2 separate regions of the Homo sapiens genome follow, and region 2 is linked to region 1. A link is a contact called in ENCODE Hi-C or POLR2A ChIA-PET data. All regions are on one chromosome and are shown on one strand. The core of a region is the stretch at or near the end of the contact, and the rest is flanking DNA. Distances in the headings are between cores, read along the strand shown.

Region 1 (7,157 bases), core at 2,071-4,570:
CAGAATAGGAGAAAATATCTGCAAACTATCCATCTGGCAAAGAATTAATAGCCAGGACATATAAGGAGCTCAAACCAGTCTATAGAAAAAAATCTAATAATCCAACCAAAAATGGGCAAAAGATCTGAATAGACATTTCTCAAAAGAAAACATACAGATGGCAAACAGGCATATTGAAAGGTGCTCAACATTATCGGTCATCAGAGAGATGCAAATCAAAACTACAATGAGAGGTCATCTCACCCCAGTTAAAATGGCTTTTGTCTTTTGGACAGGCAATAACAAATGCTGTCAAGGATGTGGAGAAAAGGGAACCCTTGTACACTGTTGGTGGGAATGTAAATTAGTACAGCCACTAGGGAGAACAGCTTGGAGGTTCCTCAAAAAACTAAAAATAGAACTACCATATGATCCAGCAATTCCACTGCTAAAAATATACCCCCAAAAAAGGAAATCAGCATAATGAAAGGATATCTGCACTTCCATGTTTGTTGCAGCTCTGTTCACAATAGCCAAGATTTGGAAGCCACCTAAGTGTCCATCAACAGATGATTGGATAAAGAAAATGTGGTACATATACACAATGGAGTACCATTCTGCCATAAAAAAGAATGAGATCCTGTCATTTGCAACAACATGAACGGAACTGGAGGTTCTTATGTTAAGTGAAACAAGCCATGCACAGAAAGACAAACTTCACATGTCCTCACTTATTTGTGGGAGCTAAATATTACAACAATTGAACTCATGGTGATAGAGAGTAAAAGGATGGTTACCAGAGGCTGGGAAGGGTAGTGGGGTGGGGGTAGAGTGGGGATGGTTAACGGATACAAAAATATAGTTAGATAGAATAAATAAGATCTAATATTTGATAGCACAACAAACTGACAGCAGTCAACAATAGTATATTATACATTTAAAGACAACTAAGAGTATAACTGGATTGTTTGTAACACAAAGAAAGGATAAATGCTGGCTGGATGCAGTGGCTCATGCCTGTAATCCCAGCACTTTGGGAGGCTGAGGCGGGTGGATCATGAGGTCAGGTGTTCAAGACCAGCCTGGCCAACATAGTGAAACCACATCTCTACTAAAAATACAAAAAAAAAAAAGGGAAATTCAGATACACGTTACAACATGGACGAATCTTGAGGACATTATGCTCAGTGAAATAAGCCAGTCACAGAAGGACACATACTGCATACAAGGTACCTAAAGTGTCAAATTCACAGACAGAAAGTAGAATGTGGTTGCCAGGGCCTGCAGAGAGAGGGAATGGGGAGTTATTTAATGGGTATAGAGTTTCAGTTTTGCAAGATGAAAAGTTCTATTACACAACAAGGTGCAAACAGTTAATACTACTGTACTATACACTTATAAATGGTTCAGATGGTAAATTTTATGCTATGTGTTTTTTTTACTACAATTAAAAATAAAATTGTCTCATCAAGGAGCAAGCACCCTGGGGTTTTCATACAACTCCCATCCCTCGCCCACCAGCTGAGAATCACTCTTGAGGTGTTAACTCCCCACACTCCAAGGGCCATAGAGCATGCCCTGTAGAGAGATACAGGGAGCCACAGGCACACATGGAATGGTCTGAGGTCACCTCCCAGTGCCCGGGAGACATTGGGGCACTGACCACATCTGCCATATCATTTACCTTTGAGTCCTCTGTAAAACAGGAATGATAAATACCTACCTCGATAGACCAGTTGCAAAGGCTACTTTGAACATACGCAGACTTAGACTTAACACAGTGCCTGGCCCACAGTTAAAATGTTATAATCAGGCTGGGTGGTGTGATGGCTCCCACCTGTAATCCTAACACTTTGGGAGGCTGAGGTAGGAGAGTTGCTTGAGCCCAGGAGTTCGAGACCAGCCTGGTCAACATAGCAAGACCCCATCTCTACAAAACTTTTTAAAATTAGCTGGATGTTCATCTGAGATGTGAGGATCTGAAAAAAAAAATTAGTCTGATGGGCTGGCCCACGCCTATAGTCCCAGCTGCTTGGGAGGCTGAAGCAGGAGAATCCCTGGAACCCTGGAGGTTGAGGCTGCAGTGAGCTATGATGGTGCCACTGCATTCCAACCTGGGTGACAGAGTGAGATTCTGTCTCTAAATAAATAAATAATTTAAAAATTAGTGGGGTGGCTGGGTGCAGTGGCTAACACCTGTAATCCCAGCACTTTGGGAGGCCGAGACAGGCGGATCACCTGAGGTCGGGAGTTCAAAACCAGCCTGACCAACATGGAGAAACCCCGTCTTTACTAAAAATATAAAATTAGCCGGGAGTGGTGGCACATGCCTGTAATCCCAGCTACTCGGGAGGCCGAGAGGCAGGAGAATCGCTTGAACCTGGGAGGCAGAGGTTGCAGTAAGCTGAGATCCCGCCATTGCACTCCAGCCTGGGCAACAAGAGCGAAACTCCGTCTCAAAAAAAAAAAAAAAAAATTAGCAGGGCATGGTGGCACACACCTGTAGTCCCAGTTACTTGGGAAGCTGAAGTGGGAGGATCCCCTGAGCCCAGGAGTTCCAGGCTGCAGTGAGCTATGAACAAGCCACTGCACTCACTCCAGCCTGGGCAACACAGCAAGGCTGTCTCTTAAAACAAACAAAAAGACTATAATCATTGTACACATCTGCCTTGTCTATTGGCAGGAACAGCGCCAGGACGGCAGGGGAAGAGCTCCGTTTCCCTCCCTGCTCTGGCTCCCTTTAAAGGTGGCTGCCTCTCAGCCTCCTGGCCCACCCGGCCTTCAGGGCCACAGGCCTCAAGCCAGCTGGACACCTCACACCGGACAGCTCTGCCCTGGGAATCCTGGAACCCCCTGCTAGTAGGCGCCACGACCCAGGTCGAGGAATGCCCTCAGCACAGAGACTGTCCCCTGGGGCAGCTCGCCCTACTGCCTGATAAGGGCGGCTCCTTCGCGGCTCCCAGACTCTGGAGCCTGCGGGCTGGGCTGCAGCCAAACGCAGACACCCCTCTAATGCCGACAGCCTGGCCCCCTTACCCTGTAGCTCTCCGCCCTCAGGATGCATTCTTCCCCAGAAGCTCCCTGCCCACCCCCACCTGGAAGGCCTCCCTCGTCTGAATCAGGGCGCACACAGCTGAGTCTCCAGCGCGGACACCCCGTCACCCCAACACCCTTCTCCTCCCCCCGAACAACCGCTTACGATTTTTAGAAATCAGTAAAATACATGCCCAGCTCCAAACTTTTGGAAGCGCCTCAGAGTTTTGCAGAGCATAGCAGTGGTTCTGGGCTCCCCAGTGCACCCCAGACTTGGCTCCCTCCTGCCCAGCCCACAGCCGCGTCCCGAGAGTGAAGGGGAAGCACAGGCAGCCCTTTCCGCCGCCCCCGCTGGCATGACATCACCTTCCCCACGCCGAGAAGCTGAAGTCTTTCTCATTTTGTTTCATGCTCCAAGCGCAGCTTTAAAAACCTTTCCTGGAGGTGGGGAGGGAAAATACCCAAAATATTAGCCGTGGCTACAGCTGGGTGTAGGATGCAGGGAGTTACTGTTTCCTTCTTTATACGTTTGTATTTTCCACAATGACCACATTCTATTTTTTATTGTCAGGAAAACGAATGAGTGTTTTTTAAGTAAGCAATTTAGAAGCCTATTTGGTTGCCTTCAGCATTTTTCAGGGCCTCAGCTCGTTTCTGGAGCCAGCTTTTCAGCCGCTCTTCTCTCCGTTCTCTCGCTCTCTGAGTGGAGTTCTCTGCCTTCCACCCTTTGCTTCTGTCCTTTGAAAATGTGAGCGAAGCACAGTTGCTTGTGCAAACCACACCAGCCTCCTGAGATCCTCTCGATTTTCCTTCTCACTGGGAATATTTTTCATCAGAATTTATTCTCCCAAACTAAGAAAGGGACCTCATGTCCCCGCTCATCTGATGCACTGAGAACACAGCATCATTTTCCCAGTATTCTTGCCAAGAATACACAACCTGAGGCTTATCATGAGGAAACATCAGGCAGACCCAAACTGAAGGACATTCTACAAGAAAACTGCGTGGACTCTTCAAAAATGTCAAGGTCAGGAAAGACAAAGAAAGCCCAAGGAACTGTCGCCGATTGGAGGAGATTAGAGACAGGGCAACCAACTGCAGCACGTGATCTGGGATATTGTGTTGCTATAAAGGACATTACTGGGACAGTTGGTGACATCTAAATCTGAATACGGTCTGTAGATTAGCTAATTGTATTGAATCAGTGTTCGTTTCCTGACTTAGTCACTGCACTGTGGCTGTGTAGCAGAATGTCCTTTACTTTTTAGGAATTATACACTGAAGCTTTGGGAGATAGAGGGCATCACATCTGCAATTTACTCTCTTATGATTCAGAAAAATATATATATTTGTACACACAGACAGAGAAAACAGTAAGGCAAATGTGGCAAAAATGTTAATATTTGGGGAATCTTGATGAAGAGTTTAAAAAAAAATCCTTTTGTTCTGTTCTTAGAATTTTTCTGTAAGTCCCTTTGCTTCTGACCTCTGGGTTAATGCAGTTGACACAACAGCCTGACTCCTAGGCTGACTGCTGACTAATTCTTTGCTTGATGCTCTTGACCTTGGACTGTGTCCTCCCCCGATTTAGCCCCTGTAGAGACAGTGAGCAGGAAGACTAGTTTGGTGAATAATAAATCCGCTGTCACTGCCACCATCACCACCAACAGGGGCAGAGGGACTTTTGCTGAGCACTCACTATGTAAGTCAATGCTCCCATACCCTGAGTGATGTACACAGTACTTCACTCAGTCCTCACAGTAGTCTTCTGAGGTTGCCATTACAATCCCCAATCTACAGATAAAGAAACTGAGGCTCAGAGAGATGAACTCACTTACCTAACGTCACAGCAGCTATTAAGTGGCAAGGCCAGAATTGACCCACAAATCTCTAGAACCCCACAGTCTTACACTAATCTGCCCTGACACTGGTAAGGAGACTGACTGGCTGTACTCTGTTCTGATATTTTCTCTCCTGATTCTCCTTTGCTGAAATAATAGAAACAAAAATAATTGTACCAGCCATAAAAAAATGAAATCCTGTCATTTTCAACAACATGGATGAACTTGGAGGACATCATATTAAGTGAAATAAGCCAGACACAGAGAGACAAATACTGCATGATCTCACTCATATGTGGAATCTAAAAAAAAAAAAAAAAAAAATTGATCTCATAGAAGAAGAGTCAGAGAGTCCAACAGTGGTTACCAGAGCCTGGGAAGGGCAGGGGAGAGGGGAGGATGGGGAGAGGTCGGTCAACAGGTACAAATTACAATTAGATGGGAGGCATAAATTCTGGGGTTCTGTTACACAGTAGGGTGGCTATGGTTAACAGTAAGATATTGTATATTACAAAATAGCTAGAGGAGAGGCTTTTGAATGTTCTCACCACAAGGGAATGATAAATGCCTAAGGTGATTGACATGCTAACTACCCTAATTTGACCATTATACAATATATGTATTAAAATATCAAACTGCACCCCATACCTATGTACAATGATAATGTGTCAATTAAACTAATTAATTTTAAAAAATTATTATAAAGCTATGCTGCTCCATAGAGTGACCACATGTAGCTGTTTAAATTTAATAAGGCTGGGCATGATGGCTCATGCCTGTTATCCCAGCACTTTGGCAAATCAAAGCAGAGAATTGCCTGAGGCCATGTGTTCAAGACCAATCTGGGCAACACAGTGAGATCCATCCCTAGAAAAAATAATTTTAAAATGAGCTGGGTGTGGTGATGCTTGCCTATAGTCCTAGCTTGACTGGGAGTTTGAGGCTGCAGTGAGCTATGGCATGCCACTGCACTCCAGCCTGGGCAACCAAGCTGAGCTCTGTCTCTAAAAATTAATCAGTTAATTAATTAATTAATTAGAATTAAGTAAAATCTGAAATTCAGTTCCTCAGTCTCACTAGCCACATTTCAACTGCTGATTAGCTCCATGTGGCTTGTGGCTACAATTATTGGACAGAGCAGATTGTAAAACATTTCTAACACGGCAAAAAGTTCTATTGGACAATGCCGTTCCAAAAACTTTTACATGTGTTCATGAAGATACAAAAAATGAAAAATAAACAAAAAAAAATTTACATACCCTTCACTGACCAAGATAATTTTTTATTCAAAGTTAACTTATTTTTAAGATAAAACTTCAAACACAAAATTGACTTCAACACTGTTCTCACTTGTCACACAGAAACCAACTTTTCAGCCGCGGCAGCATCAGGTGTTAGGGAGAGACACCTCCTGGCAGCACATGGAATTACAACCTAGCACAATCAGACACTGGAACCAGCCAGGGACTGGGTTTCAGCAGCCATCGGTGGAATACCAGGAGATTCCCAAGAGTGGGAGAAAAATCCCATACCAAGAAACAATCATGGATAAGGCACCAGGAAGACATACTAGGTTACAAAAGCCCATCCAAGGCCAGGCGCAGTGGCTCACGCCTGTAATCCTAGCACTTTTGGAGGCCAAGGCGAGCAGATCACTTGAGGTCAGGAGTTCGAGACAAAAGCCCATCCACCACCAGACATAAATCTCCTGTGTCACATCCCTCAAGCCATGCATGGCTGCACAGAGATACATAATAATAAGTGTCGGTCATTTGAATAAATAAATGATTGATTGATTAATTCTGATTATTTCAGAACTCTACCATTAAGCATTTTATTGTCTTCTTTAACATTCTTTTTCAGTTGGACACATATTATGAAGGGAATGTAGAGCTGGGATTTACTGCTTCAAACAACTTAGCTGACACAGAAGTGTTCGATGATCAAGGAACGTCTGGACTTTAGCAAAATCATCAAGAACAAGAAAACATCAAGATGAGTTTCTGGTAAAGCATAAAAAGAAGTTCCTGGCTAGGCACGGTGGCTCACGCCTGTAATCTCAGAACTTTGAGAGACCAAGGAGGACAGATCACTTGAGTCCAGGAGTTTGAGACCAGCCTGACCAACATGGTGAAACCCCGTCTCTACTAAAAATACAAAAAGTAGCCAGGCATGGTGGTGTACATCTGTGATCTCAGCTACTCAAGAGGCTGAGGCACGAGAATCGCTTGAACCTGGGATGCAGAGGTTGCAGTGAGCTGAGATCATCCCACTGCACTCCAGCCTGGGCAACAGAGTGAGACT
Region 2 (6,647 bases), core at 3,496-5,995, 260 kb before region 1:
TTGCCCCCCACTTCTAGCCCCTGTAGGTCCCATCCTCACAGCTCCATCCCCCCACCTCTGGACTGCGCCTATAGGCTGACTGCGCCCCCCGCCAGCCCCTGACTGGGCATAATCCCCTGCTCTTTGACTTTCTGAGGGGCAGTCAAGGGATCCGTGCTGCCCTCACCCAACAGGCCTAACCCACTGAGTTCTGGCACTGGCAGTGGGGCTGGGCCGGCATGCAGACCCAGCACCCTGCACTGAACCCCCGGCCCCACTGCCGCCGCCCTTACCGGCCATCTGCTGCTGTTGCTCCTGGGCCTTCTCGGCATCCGCCCGGAGGCTGGCGTGGCTGCTCTGCGTGTGGCACAGCTCCCGGCTGACCTCGTCCAGGCGCTTCTGCAGGGCCTCCTCACTCTCCCTGTGGGACGCCTGGGGACGGGCAGGGGAGTGGGGCAGTGAAGACGTGGAAGGACCAGGCCCTCAGCGGCTCTGCGGTGGAGGCGGACAGAGCTCTTTACCCCACCAAAGCCCCGTGCAGTCTCTGGTCCATGTGGGAAGGAAATGCATCCCTCGAGGCTCTAGAACCCGCACAGGCTTCACTTCGGCCAGAACCCTTTCATGGGGAGAAGGCAGCTGCCAGGGACCCACACTCACTTCCCAGTTCTTTTCTGAGTCCCTATTTTTACATTCTCAAGTGATTCATGAAGACATGGTTACTGCAAGAGTCCAAAGATACTGATTCAGAGTAAACTAGCGACATTTCCCAATCCAGTCCTCGATTCCTCTCCCAGGGGCGGACAGCTTGGTGGGTCTCCCACCTGCAGCTCCACATGTTACACACACACACGCACGGTGCACCACTGCGATCACGCTATAGGGCAGTGCTCTTAGTTCTTAATATTAGGTTGAACCACGTGAAATTGTCAGTGTTTGACCATTTTTACCTACAAAAATGGCAATTTCACATGCTTCAAAAGTATCTCAGAGACATTTCCTCACTCAGGACAGACAGGCCCACCACACCCTTGTTTAGGAGCCACACAGAGCTTCAGTGTTTGCCCAGTTCCCGGCTCAGTGTCAGGCAGGCTCTGGCAGTCCCAGTCGGTGCTCCACAGGACACCCTCATCCACCTGTAAAGGATTCCCACACACTGGGGCAGAAGTGCTGGCCAAGGCCTCCATTTAACCAGCCCTTTGGAGAACTCAGTTCTCCAAAAAGCCCGACCACTGATTATTCATTAACAAGCTTGTCTGGGGGCAGAACCAGGTAAGAGGGGCATCAACAGATGACTGCTGTTTGAATAAGAGGCTGTGAGTTATCCCTCGTCAATGCCTTTACCAAGCTGATCCCATCCACATCCATTTTCATTTTCTTTTAGGGCAATGGCTGCACAACCTGGAGCTGGGGTAACTGCTCAGATGAGCACCATCCGGGCAGAGGCGTGGCTGGAGCCAGTGAAGCCATCACCAAGGAGGTGGCCACTAGGCCGTGGTTCACGTGTACTGTGCAGTGAAAACTGGGGGCAGCTTTAGGATGGGCAGTGCTTTCTGCATTAGAACGTAGCAGGGGATTACTCAGTTCCAACTCCTAGGGAGGAAATGAAAGAAAGGAGTGACTGCAAGCTGCTCCCAGAAAGCACACCTGCTTCTCCTCTGCCAGGTGTCCCGGGCAGGAGCCTGCCTTGCACCCACCGGCTCCAACACCCTCACACCTCTGCCTCGACCAGGATACATAGGGCAGGGTCATTACACGACTGGAAGAAAACACACCAGCTGCTGCTGCTTTTTTTCTTTAAGAAAAGGGACTCCAGCTCAGACTGCAGGGAGACTGACCACACATGTTCTTCCGTTTGTTACTAACATTGATTAGAACTCTGATTCCAGCAACAAGCAAACAAAAACCCACCCACCTTCAGGAACCCCAAACTTAAAATCTTTGATGGAAACCACGGGCCTCCATCTTAAGACCTCAGGTGACAACTGTCTTTGCCTTGAAGAGAATGTTGTTAGCACAGCCAATCACACTGAACAATTTCAGAAGCGGGTCCCGTGGCTGGGTGGGCCCAGCTGGGGACTTTCATAAGGCCCTCCTGGATTTCTAAGATTCAGTTCTTCTAGAAGGATGTCATCAGCACCTTCAATGGGTACTTTCTTCCAAGCAGGCCCCAAGAGGCCGTCCGGGGAGAGACAGGCAATGAGGGGCAGGGCACCTCCCTGATGCCAGTGCTCCAGGACCGAAGGTCAGCACAGGCCACCCCCGCCCTCATTCCTGCAGAGCTGGCTGGCAGTGAAGGGGCCTCAGGTGAAGGCAGGACAGTCACAATATGGAAAGAGCCCCATTTTCACCTCAGCAAAAAAGAGACATTTTCTACAACCTCAACCGCCAGTCTGACTTGGAGATATCTTGAATAAAATTTTGTAGAGTTCACATTGAGCTCTTTTTCTGAAAAGCACTGATCTAGTCCTAGGCACTCTGGGTGTAATAGCATGGTTAACTCCCACAGTCACCCTGCAGGACAGCTCCTACTATCCTGTCCATAGTACAGATGGGAAAACTGAGGCTCTGAAATAACTTGCTAGGAAGTGGCAGAGCCAGGACCTGAACCCGACAGCTGGCGCCAAAGGCCTCACTGTCAATCACAGACTTGACAGGCACAGAATCTTTGGTGTCAGACTGGAGAGCAGGGAATCCTCTGCCCAGCCCCAGGCTGTGGACAAGGACCCTGAGTCTGGAGAGGACAGGAGATACTGGGAGCCTGGGGGCCCTGGCTAGATCCTTCGTAGGAATGACACGTGATGGTGACAGACCAAGCCCAGTTCCAGGCCCAGATGGACCACAACCGTCCAGGAGCCTTTAAAACACAATCATGGGCAGGCACACCCCACAGCTTCTCAACTCCCTCTTCTGAGTGGGTCTGCTTCACATGAACATCAGAAAACACCAAATTATCCATCTCAATTCCACCCCAATTCAAACTGTTTCTTTGTCCATGTTCTCTTTTAGTCCTTGCACACGCTCAAACATCACTCTTAAAATTTCGTGTCTGTTCTAGTTCCAAGAGGCAGCACTAATGCCCCCACGCACTACAGCCTGGTTTCAATGATGGGACAGAAAAAGGGCCCTAAGCCCCTGGGGTCTCATTATCCAGAAAAGTTAAACCCAAGTGGGCATGACATCAAGGTGCCTCATGCCCTGGGTAACAGCCCTATGTGGGGTCCACCTGCCCAACACAGGCCAGCAGACGGATGGGAATTCATCAGGCAAGGCCTCTGGGCTGGGAAAACATGCTGCATGCTGCCCGTGTCCCCCTGGGGACAGGGGGACAATCTTCCTCCCTCTGAAGGAGAACAGGCACCCTCCTGGGAAAAAAGGCCTCAAGGCCACACCCAGAAGCTGAGAAAGAAGAAACCCCACTGGCCTTGAAGCCAGAGGCTGCGTCCACAGCCTGTGGGCTCAGCTGGCTGCTCCAGAGCTGCAGTACCACAGTGGGGGCAAGTATGGGAGGAAAAACACGGCTCCAGAGCGAGACTTGGGGTTCAAATTCTGCTTCTGCCATGTCCTGGCTGGGTGAACTTGAGGTAGTTGCTGAACTTCTCTGCACCTCAAACTCCCTTATGGGTAAAAATGCAGACACTACCAGTGCCTACCTCATAGGGTTACAAGGAAAAGTGGCTGAGTTAACGCTTGAAAATGCTCAGAACAGTGCTTAGCATACAGAAAGCTCCCGCTTGATGCCAGCTGTAACTACTACCAAGGAGACTAAGGTGAAGAGTTTGAGCCCCAGCCCTGCAGACACCATCATCTGTCCCAGTCAAGGCTAGAAACGGGTGCCCAGTGTGGCACGGCCAGCCTGGGCCCATCCCCGCTATGCAGACAGGCTTGCTGGGCAGTGAACAGGGCACTGAGGCGGCCACTGCCCCGACTCACCTGCAGCTGCAGGACCTGCTTCTCGAAGGCAGCTGCCTTGGCTTCCAGAGCTTTCCGCTGCTGCTCATCTTGCCGCACAGCCTCTGACTTCTCCACCAGCTCTTTGCTGACCTTGCTGAGCTCCTGCCGAAGCTTGGCCAGCTCTGCGTTCTGCCTGCAAGACAGTCACCAGCCCGACTAATGGAAAGAAAAGGGTGATGGGATCGGTGGTCCAAGCCCTCCCTCCAGGACTCCAGCTCTCTTGTAAGTAAGCAGTTGCCCAAGTCTTGAAGCCATTACCAAAGCCACTTTTCCATTATCAGCTGTGTGGGGTTGGGCATGTGTTTTGTTGAAGACATTGTTTTACCTATATAGTGCATGAACCAGAGACAGCATAGAGCAAATGTGCACTAAAGCATCCCAGGGGAGCCCCTCCCAGAAACAGCCAGAAATTCACAGAAAACGGCAACACAGTTCTGGGTGCAAACCAGCCTTGAGATGAAGATCCACCCGCCTTGACGCCCTGTAGGCCTGTGGGCAGCAGCCCACGGAGTCCACGCGCCCCCTCACTGGCCAGCTGGACCAGGGCCAGGCTGGGGAGGCTGCCCAAAGCCAGAGCCTGAGGTGCTTACAAAACAGACCCTTCAGGACTGCACTTCAAAAGCTGGGTCTCAGGAGCTGGGAGGAATGTTCCGGAGTTACAGAAGGAGACTTAAAGGAAAAGGGGGCAGCTGGAGGCCTGCCTTTCCAGCGTAAGGCGTGTGATCAGGATGCCACTCCCTCACTAGCAGACGCTGCCTCAAGGCCAAAGACTGACTGTCCAACCAAGGGACACCACCAGACGAGACTGTCCCAAACCCTGGGACGCAGCACCAGGCCAGGCGGAGCTGGGAAACCGGGCTGAGGCTAGATTTGCTCTGCTGCCTGCGGGGTGGTGGGTCCCACCTCTCTGACTTGGGGGCTGCCTCGTCTGTACCGGGGAGGCCACACCAAAGCCCACTGTAGGTCCATCAGCTCCATGCTTCACAAGGCCAAGGTTCAAGTGACCTAGGAGGGAGGCGGAAGGTCGTGTGGTGCCCTCAAGATGGACTGGGAGCTCTGAAGTGGGCCTGGGAAAACACATCCCGCTGCTGAGAGCCACCCACCAGCCAGAGCTTCTGGACTGGCAGGGCCACTGCCTCAGCGTGACAAGTCTCCTGGCTTTAGAGCCTTACCCATTAAGGAGGCCACAGCAGATCCTATGTGGGGAGACGCCAGAGAATTTCTCAGTCCCCACATATGCCTTCTGCTGTGGCTTTTGGGGAAACAGCAGCCACAAACCTCCAACCAGCCGATGGCTCAGGAAGGGGACCCAGAGGGGACAGGCAGAGGGGAAGGCAGCTGCTGGATCTCACTCCACGTCAGAGGGAGCCATAGTCAAAACAGATACTTGGCCCAGCTCCCCTCCCTGTCCAGCTCCCACACTGGACTTCCCCTGACCCGACTCCCAGACAAGGACTAAGGGTGCCAGCGTGCTCTGCTGTGGTCAGCCCCTGCCTTGGTGAGAGCAGAGGCTTTCGGGATAACACAGAGCTCTGCCAAGTCCCTGCAGGACACTTCGGACCAGAGAAAGCAAAGAAATGTACAACTAAAGACACTGCAGTGGGTTTCTCGAGGGCTGCCACTGAGGGTGTAATGCTTAAATCAGGGAAGCAGAAGTGCGGCTGTACTCAACTCCGGAGGGGAAGTGCACCCTCCGGCCCACTTGCTGTGGGCTGCGGTGCTTCAGCAACTCAGAGACAACACTGAGATGAGAACCCCGCTAGGCAGGTGGGTGCTGGAAACCCTCCCTAGTACCAGTGCATCTGAAGCAAGGGTGTTGCAGAGCAGGAGGCTGTGCTCCAGGGCACAGTCGAGGCCCACCACCAGCCACCACAGGGACGCTGGGCCACCTGTTAGAAGACTCAGGGGCCCAGAACCCAGACGGGAGATGGAAGGTCAGGACGGCTCCGCACACATGTAGGGCCCATGCCTGGCTCTTGTGCCAGCTGCCCTGGCCGCAGCCTCGTGAAGCCTTCCTCGCTCCAGGGCCCTTGGGGAGGTGCTGAGGCAGGAAAGCTCAGCTTACTTGCTCTCCACCTGGCTCGTGGCCTGGTTCAAGGCATCCCGCAGGATGGAGTTCTCCTGCTGCAGGCGGGCCAGCTGCGTGTTGGGGCCATTCTCCAGCTGCTCCTGAAGAGTCCGGATCTGGAAAGTCACGGGCAAGGGCATCAGAGGCAGCTCGGCCTCACACACAGAACTGACTTCTGAGCAGTGGTTAGTGAAGACACAGCCCACAAAAGAAAACCCCCAAAAGCCTCCACCTTTTCCACGTGGAAGTTAAGAGGATCCCATAAAACAAGAGGCCTGAAAATTGCGAAGCTTAAGCGGCCAAGCATGACTCCCACACCCAGCGACACCTCTCTCCCTCCTCACTGCTCATGGCCTGCCCAAGGCTGAACACTCAGCCCAGGGTCTCTGACACACCCCATGAACATCTGCCTCCAAGGTCACATGGTTGACTGTTCTAAGACAAAGCACATGCACCGCCTCTAACCCCCCTGAGGAAGCCTCGATTCCTGCCCTCTGACCTCCAGCACGTCCTGAGACATGCAGCAGGGAGGAGGTCGCAGCCCACTATGAGCAGGGTGCAGGCTTCAGACTTTGACTACAGGGCCAGTCTGGGCAGCCGCCCAGTGCTGGCCGCTGGAGCTGTGTGATTTTCAGGCCTTGGTATTATG

Evidence for each region. Hi-C counts contacts between places; a loop is a spot of excess contacts on that map. ChIA-PET counts read pairs that join two places held with the same protein, here RNA polymerase II (POLR2A). Pooled maps may share reads with other maps.
Region 2: a loop to region 1 is called in a pooled map, with 2.3 times the contacts of the local background. The contact joins two enhancer-like sites. A Hi-C loop is called at or near these places in 3 of 168 maps with a recorded cell type or tissue (endothelial cell of hepatic sinusoid, heart left ventricle and right lobe of liver) and 3 of 50 pooled maps. POLR2A ChIA-PET finds 5 or more read pairs at or near these places in 3 of 52 experiments (H1, HepG2 and MCF 10A).

The regions. Positions count from the first base shown.
Region 1 is chr20:17,892,436-17,899,592 of GRCh38, forward strand. No RefSeq gene overlaps it. Among named protein-coding and RNA genes, the nearest start is that of SNORD17, 67 kb to the right of the region's middle. RefSeq lists enhancers at 3,075-3,751, 3,406-3,545. Within about 2 kb of position 3,321, at least 26 of the 41 ENCODE cell types and tissues checked have a DNase peak (open chromatin) inside an H3K27ac peak, as active enhancers do; they include heart left ventricle and right lobe of liver, where a contact is called at or near this core.
Region 2 is chr20:17,629,551-17,636,197 of GRCh38, forward strand. It overlaps RRBP1 (ribosome binding protein 1), which reads right to left. Exons shown (of 25, transcript NM_001365613.2): 7 at 5,996-6,114; 8 at 3,910-4,063; 9 at 273-411. Among named protein-coding and RNA genes, the nearest start is that of RRBP1, 49 kb to the right of the region's middle. RefSeq lists an enhancer at 6,318-6,647. Within about 2 kb of position 4,746, at least 14 of the 41 ENCODE cell types and tissues checked have a DNase peak (open chromatin) inside an H3K27ac peak, as active enhancers do; they include heart left ventricle and right lobe of liver, where a contact is called at or near this core.